Regions from separate parts of the Homo sapiens genome. Here region 1 is linked to region 2. A link is an interaction called in ENCODE POLR2A ChIA-PET data of the cell type or tissue named here. Cell type or tissue: B cell. All regions are shown on one strand. Each heading gives the region's core, and the rest is flanking DNA. Links, peaks and the distances in the headings are about the cores only.

Evidence for each region. ChIA-PET counts read pairs that join two places held together with the same protein. Peaks named below come from ENCODE experiments on the same cell type or tissue, not always from the same donor. Only the 100,000 strongest peaks of a DNase experiment are listed, where the experiment ranks them.
Region 1: POLR2A ChIA-PET joins it to region 2 with 5 read pairs; 1 of 35 experiments calls an interaction of 5 or more read pairs at or near these places.

The regions. Positions count from the first base shown.
Region 1 is chr7:121,342,777-121,347,179 of GRCh38, reverse strand. No RefSeq gene overlaps it. Among named protein-coding and RNA genes, the nearest start is that of WNT16, 16 kb to the right of the region's middle. In B cell, for the core only: no CTCF peak of the experiment used is centred there; no DNase peak of the experiment used is centred there; H3K27ac peaks cover 1,020 bases.
Region 2 is chr7:121,197,023-121,201,425 of GRCh38, reverse strand. The region is part of intron 16 of CPED1 (cadherin like and PC-esterase domain containing 1); the gene reads right to left. All of the region lies in intron 1 of LOC124901735 (a long non-coding RNA gene), which reads left to right. Among named protein-coding and RNA genes, the nearest start is that of WNT16, 130 kb to the left of the region's middle. In B cell, for the core only: no CTCF peak of the experiment used is centred there; no DNase peak of the experiment used is centred there; H3K4me3 peaks cover 871 bases; H3K27ac peaks cover 1,201 bases.

The sequences.
Region 1 (4,403 bases), core at 133-4,132, 150 kb before region 2:
GTGCATTTAATATTGAAAGAACAAGCTGAGGCTAAATTGATAAAAGATACTCCCTTTGGTCAGGGAAAATTGACTTATAACCTGCAAGCTCGTAATGTTCCGTATAGTCAGCCCATATTTCCTTCACTTGATAGCCAAAGAGAAAAGGGTCTGAAAAACCTTTAAAGAGGAGAGAATTCTGTAGTGGGGAGACAGTGTGGCATAGTGGTTAAGAGTGCAGACTTGCCTGAAAATTCATCTCTGTTCCACTGTGAACTACTTGAGGACTTTGAGGAAGTCAATGTCCACCTGTAAAACAGGGATAATACCAGCATGTTTGTGGTGCCTATCAAAGTGCCTGGCACAAAGTACTCATTCAGTGCAACTGCTAGTATTGCTGTTATCAACCGTGTGTCTTACAGGCATTTTAGCCCAAGAGAAGCTGCAACAAGTCAGCCTCTCTAGCTTTCCAATCCCATCATACCCAGCCAGAAGGGAGCCATTAGATGACTTGAGCAGTAAGATCATGGGAGAGGTTTCATTCATTTCTTCACCTGAGGTTCTCCTTGACCTCCAAACCTCTTTCATATTCTGCCTACCTTTTCACTTATTACACATTGACACCAACTCCCCTTCATAGGTAGAATTCAGGCTTTTATGTATCTCCAAGTAGCTACCATTTTAAGTGGTTAATTTATGTATTTTGGTGTATCTTCAGGTAGCTAGCATTTTAAGTGGTTCTACTTGATTGCTGGTCTGGCCTTTAGGGGAAAGTATGTGACTTAAGCCAAAGAGGCTGGGAGCCCTTGCTGACCTCTTCCTGTGGCAGGAGGTGGTTGATGAGCCTCACTGGAGAGTGCAGGCCTTGATCCCTGCTCCTAATAACCTCACCACTCCAATTCCTGCTGCGGGGCAGGGTGGCATACTGATCATGGTGGGGAAGATGCTGGGGCTCAGCTGGCCCTCTCTGACACAGAACAAACTCAACAGTGAGGCCAGTGACTTCCCCACCAAATTGTAGCCTCCTGTATCACCAGTGGAATAAGATGGCCGATTTGGACATCTACCTGTTGAAAAGAATTGCTCTGTTTTCCATAAGTATATCCCTCAAAGCAGAGGAGACTAATGGTCACCCTTGGGAATCTTGTCTTTTAGCGAAAAGTCCAGTGTGAGCCTGTGAAGTTCTCTGATTGTAAAACTTCACATGAATTTTGCATTTTTTTATTATTTACAGATGTTGGTATTAACATGGAAATCTCTTAAATTATTTTAAATTTCAACTCCAAAAGCTACTTAGCTTGTGTATGCTCTGTTTTTTGGAAGGCTGGTTACAGAAGTATTATGTGCTCTATTTGGCAAGAACAGAAAGGAATCCCAAGGAGTATGCATTGTGAGTCCAACCTCTGAGAAGAGGAGAGATTTAAAAGCAAATGATGGTTGGGCTATGGTTAGAAATATGTTGGGTTAGTGGAGAAGGCAGTATTCCCTGAGAGTTGTGGTTTTCAGTGGGTAGAAGTGGGAGAGTCAATTGGTGAAGATTTCCTTAGGTGTAAGGAATGAGCAAGAACTGGGCCTTATGTCCTGCCTCCTTCTTACCTGGGGAGTGCAGCCTGCCCCAAATGGCTTCCTGTTCTCCCTTAGGGAAAGGACTTAAGGTTTAAGGTAAGTGAGCTCATTCCTAGACCTCTATGGAAATCTGAAACGTTTGACCAAAAATGATATTGACAGCTAATTCTTGTGGAACTGTTAAGACCTTACAAAAGGGTGTTAAAATTATATTATGGAAATAGTCTGGATTAGGTTCCCTGTGGTTTTAAAGCACTGGATGTGTTGGATATGGGCACAGTTACAGGAATTGTGGCAAGTGAAATTTTGAAATCATTCTTGTATTTTAAAGTATAGTTTCTCAAAAAATGATGAATTGGGCATTTGGGGAAAGCAAAACAACTTTAAGCCGGTGAAGGAAATAATTTCTCACACTGAGAATTGAAATTTATCTTTCAGTTTGCAAAGTTCCTGTACCCATTAAGTAGGGGACATGTTAGAGAGGATTTATCCCATTCACTTCTTCAGCTTTCCCATTTTGCTATTGTGTCCTGTGTTATTTCTTGCCTTGCATAGAGCCTTGTTTGCCAGGGAATTTGAGATAAAACAATGACAGTGGATAGGACTAAGAGAAAGTAAGGATTATGTACTGGCAATACATAGGTAGTTATTGATTTCCATTTTGTGTATCTACACCTTTCGTTGGTTTCCAGAGAATTCGAGGTGTATTTAAATGTACTGGTATATTTGGTGATATTTCTCTCACCAAAGAGTGAGTAGGGGCACCAAGGATCTGCCCTTTCTTCTTGGCTAAACAGGGCCAAGTAAATGTGTGGGCCATGATCATGGGTGTCAGGTGGTTACTAAAATGTGGAAGGAAAGGCTTGGCCTCTGCAGTAGAGCTACCCTGATGGTTCTGAATGGCCATCTGATAGGGACAAAGGCAGCCCTCAGCCACCGCCCTTTCTGCCTTTCCAATTCACATGAATCAGATGCTTTTACTTACTCTGCAAATTATAAAGTCACACATGAAACTTTAGTTTGTGTTGACTTGATTCTCCTTTATTACTTTACAACCACATGGGAGAGGCTGCTTTTGCTAGTATGATTTTGTTTCAAAAAGTTTTAATCTGGTGCAAACCACCTCTAGTGGTTTTCCTTTGGATATGAGTGTAAACCATTACAAATAGTAAATTTTAATCCATCTGTTAAAAATAACACCTTATGTAACATTTGGCTGTAAGCACAACAATAAAAAGGATGTAAGTATTTATTTTATGTCACACTAAATTAGTTTGATCTTTACCCCTAGTTATTTTCTTTTGGAATGGTTATTAGATTCTTGCACAATCCAACTGTAAGCCACATTGCAATCTAAAATAGAAGTCAGCGTAAGTCACTTTGGGCTTAGTAATCAAGAGGCAGTGTATTTTAATTTTATTTCATAGTAAATTCTAAGATCTCAGCTCTCCCATCACTTCGCTCCCTACTTTTCAACCAAGTTTATATAACCAAACCATGAAGAACATCCTGTAACTTTCATTACATTCACAAATCCCCTAAATTCTTTAAATGGCATATGTTTGTAAACACAGTCTGACAATTCTGATACTGTGAGAAGCACAATAACAATGTGGTAGTTAAGGGCACAGACATTGAAGCCAGTTCCTTCTGTGTGACCTTGGGCTGGGAACTTACTGTGTGTCTCAGTTTCCTCAGCTGTAAAACGAAAACTACAATAATGTACCTACTTTACGAGGTTGTTGTGAAGATTGAATTTTTATATGTATCTCTCTATATATTTTTTACTTAGACTAATACGGGTATATACTAAGTGCTATGGAGGTATTTGCTAATATTATTTATTCTTTCAAAGTAAATTAGTCCTTTCCTTGTGTATCACTGTGTCCCTTGTCATGCTGTGCCACGTGTCATCATCTTGCCCCCAAGAAATGTCATGATTTATCACATCTGGTCTATAGTAAAATTTAAATTAATTTCAAAAAGGAGACATCTTAGCCAACTTTCTTTAAGAAAGGCTTGTCTTGAGGAGTATTTGAGGTTTCTGAAGATAGGATTCAAATTTTTCTTCCCTCAAATCACCTAAGGTAATCAGTGTTCCAGATCACTTCCTGCCTCTAAATAGTGAGTCGAATTTCTCAATCTTTGATGACCTTTGGGAGGTGATGCAAAAAGGATGAGCAACTCACTAAATTGCCTAGAAATAAGTATTTTGATGAGACGCTTTTCTGTTTCTACTACGTATTTAAACTTAGTACAAATAAACTTAGTACAAATATTTAAACTAAGTACAAATATCATATTAGTACTAACAGTCCTGGAGAAAATTAAAATGTGTTTTAAAATACTTACTGTGCATATCACATAGTTTTAAAGCTGCCAAAACATAAGGTCACAGCATCTAATGTGTAAAATTAAAATTTTGTTGTTATTTTTAATATAATTATCATAGTCTCTTAAAATAGAAAACAAAATGACTATCATCCGAATTGTGAATAAAGAAATAATGCAGTTGTTTATACTAAAAAGAATTAACATGTTGTTAATGTTGTGTAAAGTACCATTATCAGGAAAATGCCTTAATTATTCAACTTCCTAATCCAGATGTTACAGATAATATCATTTAATATGTTTTTCTTGACTTTGTTTCAGGATGAATCATTGCCTCTTACCATTGCCTTTATTAGGCAGTTCCAAATTTACAAAGAATTTGAACTCCTAAATTGAAAAATAATCCACTGGAGCACCTCCCTTCGCCCTTTAACATTATGCAAGGTATTTAAACAAATCAAAGCACTTTGAACCCACATTCATAATCCACAGTGCTTAGGGCTTGCTTTGTCTGTTGTGAGCTCCAT
Region 2 (4,403 bases), core at 169-4,168:
CTCACACACCCTTTTGCCCAGGCTGGAGTGCAGTGGCGTGATCTTGGCTCACTGCTACATCCACCTCCTAGGTCCAAGCAATTCTCCTACCTCAGCCTCGTAAGTAGCTGCAATTATAGGTGTGTGCCACCAAGCCAGGCTAGTTTTTGTATTTTTGGTGGAGCGGGGTGTTACCATGTTGACCAGGCTGGTCTTGATAATAATTTATTTCTATAACTTTGTCTTTCTTGGGGTGTCTCGATAGAAAAGTACATTTTCTAGAGTTTGTTCCCTAAGCTCTGGTTCTTGACCTTCCCATCTGATGTGCACCTCCTCCTACCTTGTATCTCAGATCCGATTTTCTCAAAAACCTAGAGATTGCTCTATTAAAGGCAGAAACACCCACACATGTTACAGTGAAGGGAGGTTTTTATTAGCTTTCAACACGTGATTCTGTGCCTTGCCCTATCTAACCTTCTCTTCACTGCTCTCTCTTTTGATTTGCCTTTAATGTGGATATTCTCCTATGAATGACTCTGAGGTTGAATGTCTGAGAGACCCTTTGCTGCTACAATGACACTATTGCTCTCATTGTCATTTCCTCATTGATCTTAACTTCTTGGTGTGATTTGTTTCTCTTCTTGGGCTAGAGAAGTTTGTTTCTCTTTAGGTTCCCCACTTTGCACTGGTCTGTATCAAACTTTCTGTTTCATTCAATTCAACAAATATTTGCTGATAATTGTGCCTGGTCCAATGTAGGATAAAAATGTAAGTAAGACTCTTTCTTTTTTAAAAAAACTTTAAAATTTGTGGGGAGACAGCCAAGTGTAGAGTAAGCCAAATATTGTAATAAGTTCTGCTGTACACACTTGAGAAGAATTAACTGAAGGTACACCCACATTCCCAAAAAGGCTCCCAGAACCTCTCCATTTTGCCTTTTTCCAATTTCCAAATTCCTACATCACTTATTTGAGGCTTAAATCAGCATTTTCCACAGTATATTCCTTGTAACACTAGGCCCAAGAGATGCTCTGTGAAAAAACAATTTCACGACCAATTAAGAATAGGAAATGTATACCCATTCTCTTGGAAATCCACAGTATGCATTGACACATCTGAGGTTTTCACCAGCAGAGAGGCTGGAGAAAATTTCTTTAACCCAGAATTTTCTGTTTTTATATCCTTGCACACCACTTTTTACATAATACCTTATAGGAAAAGTGATGTTTCTCAGGCCACACTCTTGGAAACATTGCCCTAATTGATTCATTAAATGATGAATATGATAATGTTATGAAAATCTTACATGTATGCATGTTTATCATCATATAAAACCTTTTATACCAGCTGGCTTTTTAAATACCCAGAATTGTGCTGCCCAATATGGTAGTAATGAGCCACATGTAACCTACTGAGCACTTGAAACACAGCTAGTCTCAGATGAGATGCACTGTAAGTATAAAATACACACCAGATTCAGAAGACAATATAAAAAAAGAATGTGAACTCTCTCACTAGTAATTTTTATACTGATTATATATTGAAACATAATATTTTGGATATATTTGGTCCAATAACATATTTTTTAAATTAACTTCACCTCTTTACTTTTTTAAAAAATGTGGCTACAGGAAAATTTAAAATTACGTATGTGGTTCACATTATCTTTCCATTGGCTGACACTGCCTTAGAAAATAGAAACTTTTTTCTATATTTGTATTTTTCTTTTCTTTCTTTCTTTCTTTCTTTTTTTTTTTTTTTTTTTTTTTTTTTGATGGAGTCTCACTCTGTTGCCAGGCTGGAGTGCAGTGGCATGATCTCGGATCACTGCAACCTCTAGCTCCCAGGTTCAAGCGATTCCCTCACCTCAGTCTTCTGAGTAGCTGGGACTACAGGTGTGCACCACCACCCCCAGCTAATTTTTGTATTCTTAGTAGAGACAGGTTTCACCATGCTGGCCAGGATGGTCTAGATCTCTTGACCTCGTGATCTGCCCACCTCTGCCTCCCAACGTGCTGGGATTATAGGTGTGAGCCACCGCGCTCAGCCCTATGTTTGTATTTTTCTATAGCACACGGAAAGACCATATACCTCATGAAAATATTTTCAACACTGTTGACTAAATTATTATGGTTGGGAAAGCCAGTGAGTTGAATCTAATTCTCCAAGGTGTTCACACTCTTACTCATTATTATACCCCATGTGTGGACTGTCCCTACTGTCCATTCACTACTTCAGCCTATAAATCATAGAGAACCACACTTGGTAATGCTGTGCTTCTACTGATGATCTAAGACCCCTTGTTATGTTCTTCTTAGCTCCCTGATTACAAATGCTAAAGAGCACTTGTAATTCCTATTTCAAAGCAATCATTACGCTGCCATTTCTGTGAATTTCAATAGTTTTGGGCACTCATAGACTGTAGAGTTATTCCCTGGCATTGAATCTAATTTGCCAAAGGCATCATCATTGTTTCTAATGACCTAAAATACCACTCGTTGGTGGGCAGGGGAAAAAAGCAGAAGTCAGAATCACTACTATTATCACATTTGCTTCAGAGGGAATCTTCCCAGATTTGAAGGTCCGTGTAACAGGCTCAGAAATAACTGATAGAGACAGTGTATTCAGTTACCGATAGGAATGAAACTTAAAATAGAATCACATGCTTTGATAAGTCATGCCATATTTGTGAAATCATTATGCCAGCACGTGGTATCTTGTAACCACCTGAATCTACAGCTACATGAACGGCTTTGAGTTGGCTGCATTTCACATGAGCTGCAGAGAAGGCTCTGGCGTAGTGAATTTCAGAGAGTAGTAAGAAGACAACCCCAATGGCAGCTGATATGAAAGTTGCAGTGAGAGGAAAATAAGCAGGATTGGGCAGCACTCTGTAAAGTATGAGTCCGGGCAAAAACACAGGGAACAACCCCATGGCAAATAAACTGCAGGTGCTTCCAATCAGGCAAAAGTGTGCTTGCTCCACTCACACTTGCCATCTGAGGAAAACTGCAATGAAAATGGATCTGATTTACTCATCTTTCACACAGAAGCATAGCATGTGCACAAGAAACCATACCGAATGTAACCATAAAAATGAGCTTTTATCTAAGAAGCTATAAAAAGGCATCAAAAAAGATGTGTGCTCATGACACTCAGAAGCTTATATTTGAATAAAAAAGCCTTCTTATTTTGTCAGTTTGGTTCAATAACATTTTTTGAGATTGTCTAGTTTATAAATGCCAAGGTATAAGGTACTGAGTGATTTTTTTCCTAAACAATAAACTCTGCTGACACCACCTTGTCTTTCGCGTAATAACTGCTACCCCCAACACTATTTTCTGACTTTTTATTGTAATCTTGTTCTAAACACATCAGTCTTTCTCTATTGCAATCTAACCACACATTGTTATTAGACTTAAACTTTGAAACACATTTCTGAACATATCTCCCCAATATTTTTAAAAATCAACGATTTACCATTGGCATTAAACAAAAGCCACACTTACTAGTCTGATTCTTCGGTTTACAATTTGGTTTCATCTACTAGCTTGGCCTTACCATCCATAATCAACTTTGTATACTCCACAGATGAGGCAATTTGGACAGCTTGCTTTGCTACTCTTGTGCTGCCAGGCTCAGCTTCCATCTCTGCACATCCAGCTCCTACTCAAAGTTCATGGTTCAAGTCAGTTCCACGGCTCTCTCAATAGCTAGAATTCTACAGCCTCTGCCCTCAGCATTTTTCTAAGAATTCTTCTACTGTTACCTCTATTAAGCACATACATGCGCATGCACAAACACACACACACAACACACCCATATACACACACTCGACTGTAGCAATTATTCTGCCTAAATCAAATCCTAGCTTTGCCCATTACTAGCTGTTTAACATGGGGCATTACTTAACCTCCCTGTGCCTTAGTTTCCTCAAGTATGAAAAGAAGGATAATCATAGGACTTACTTCTAAAGGCTTTTGTGGGGAATAAATGAGTTTCTGTAAAGTGCTGAGAACAGTGCTTGATGTACAGTTGGCCCTTTGTAAGTAATTCGGTGTTATCCATAGCAGCAGTCATAGTAAAGGTATTAGTGGTACTGTTGTTATTTTTTTATCCCTGGCAGTACTTTCATGTGATCTCATGTATTGCTCATGATCAACAAACATTTATAGAGTAAAGCAGTAAGTAAATGAGCATAAAGTAATACATTTTAAAATGAGAGTCAATGCACTAATTTGCTATTACTTTTAAAACCTGCTTTAAGAATGCTCTCTTAATAGTACCAGGACTTATTGGGTCCTCTCTAGAAAAAAAAAAAAAAAAAAGATTATTTTTAAGGAATAACTAAAGTAAAAACAAAGCTCTACGAACTGGAAACTTGTGGATTAGCTACTTTATGAAAGAACATTATTTTAGTGTGC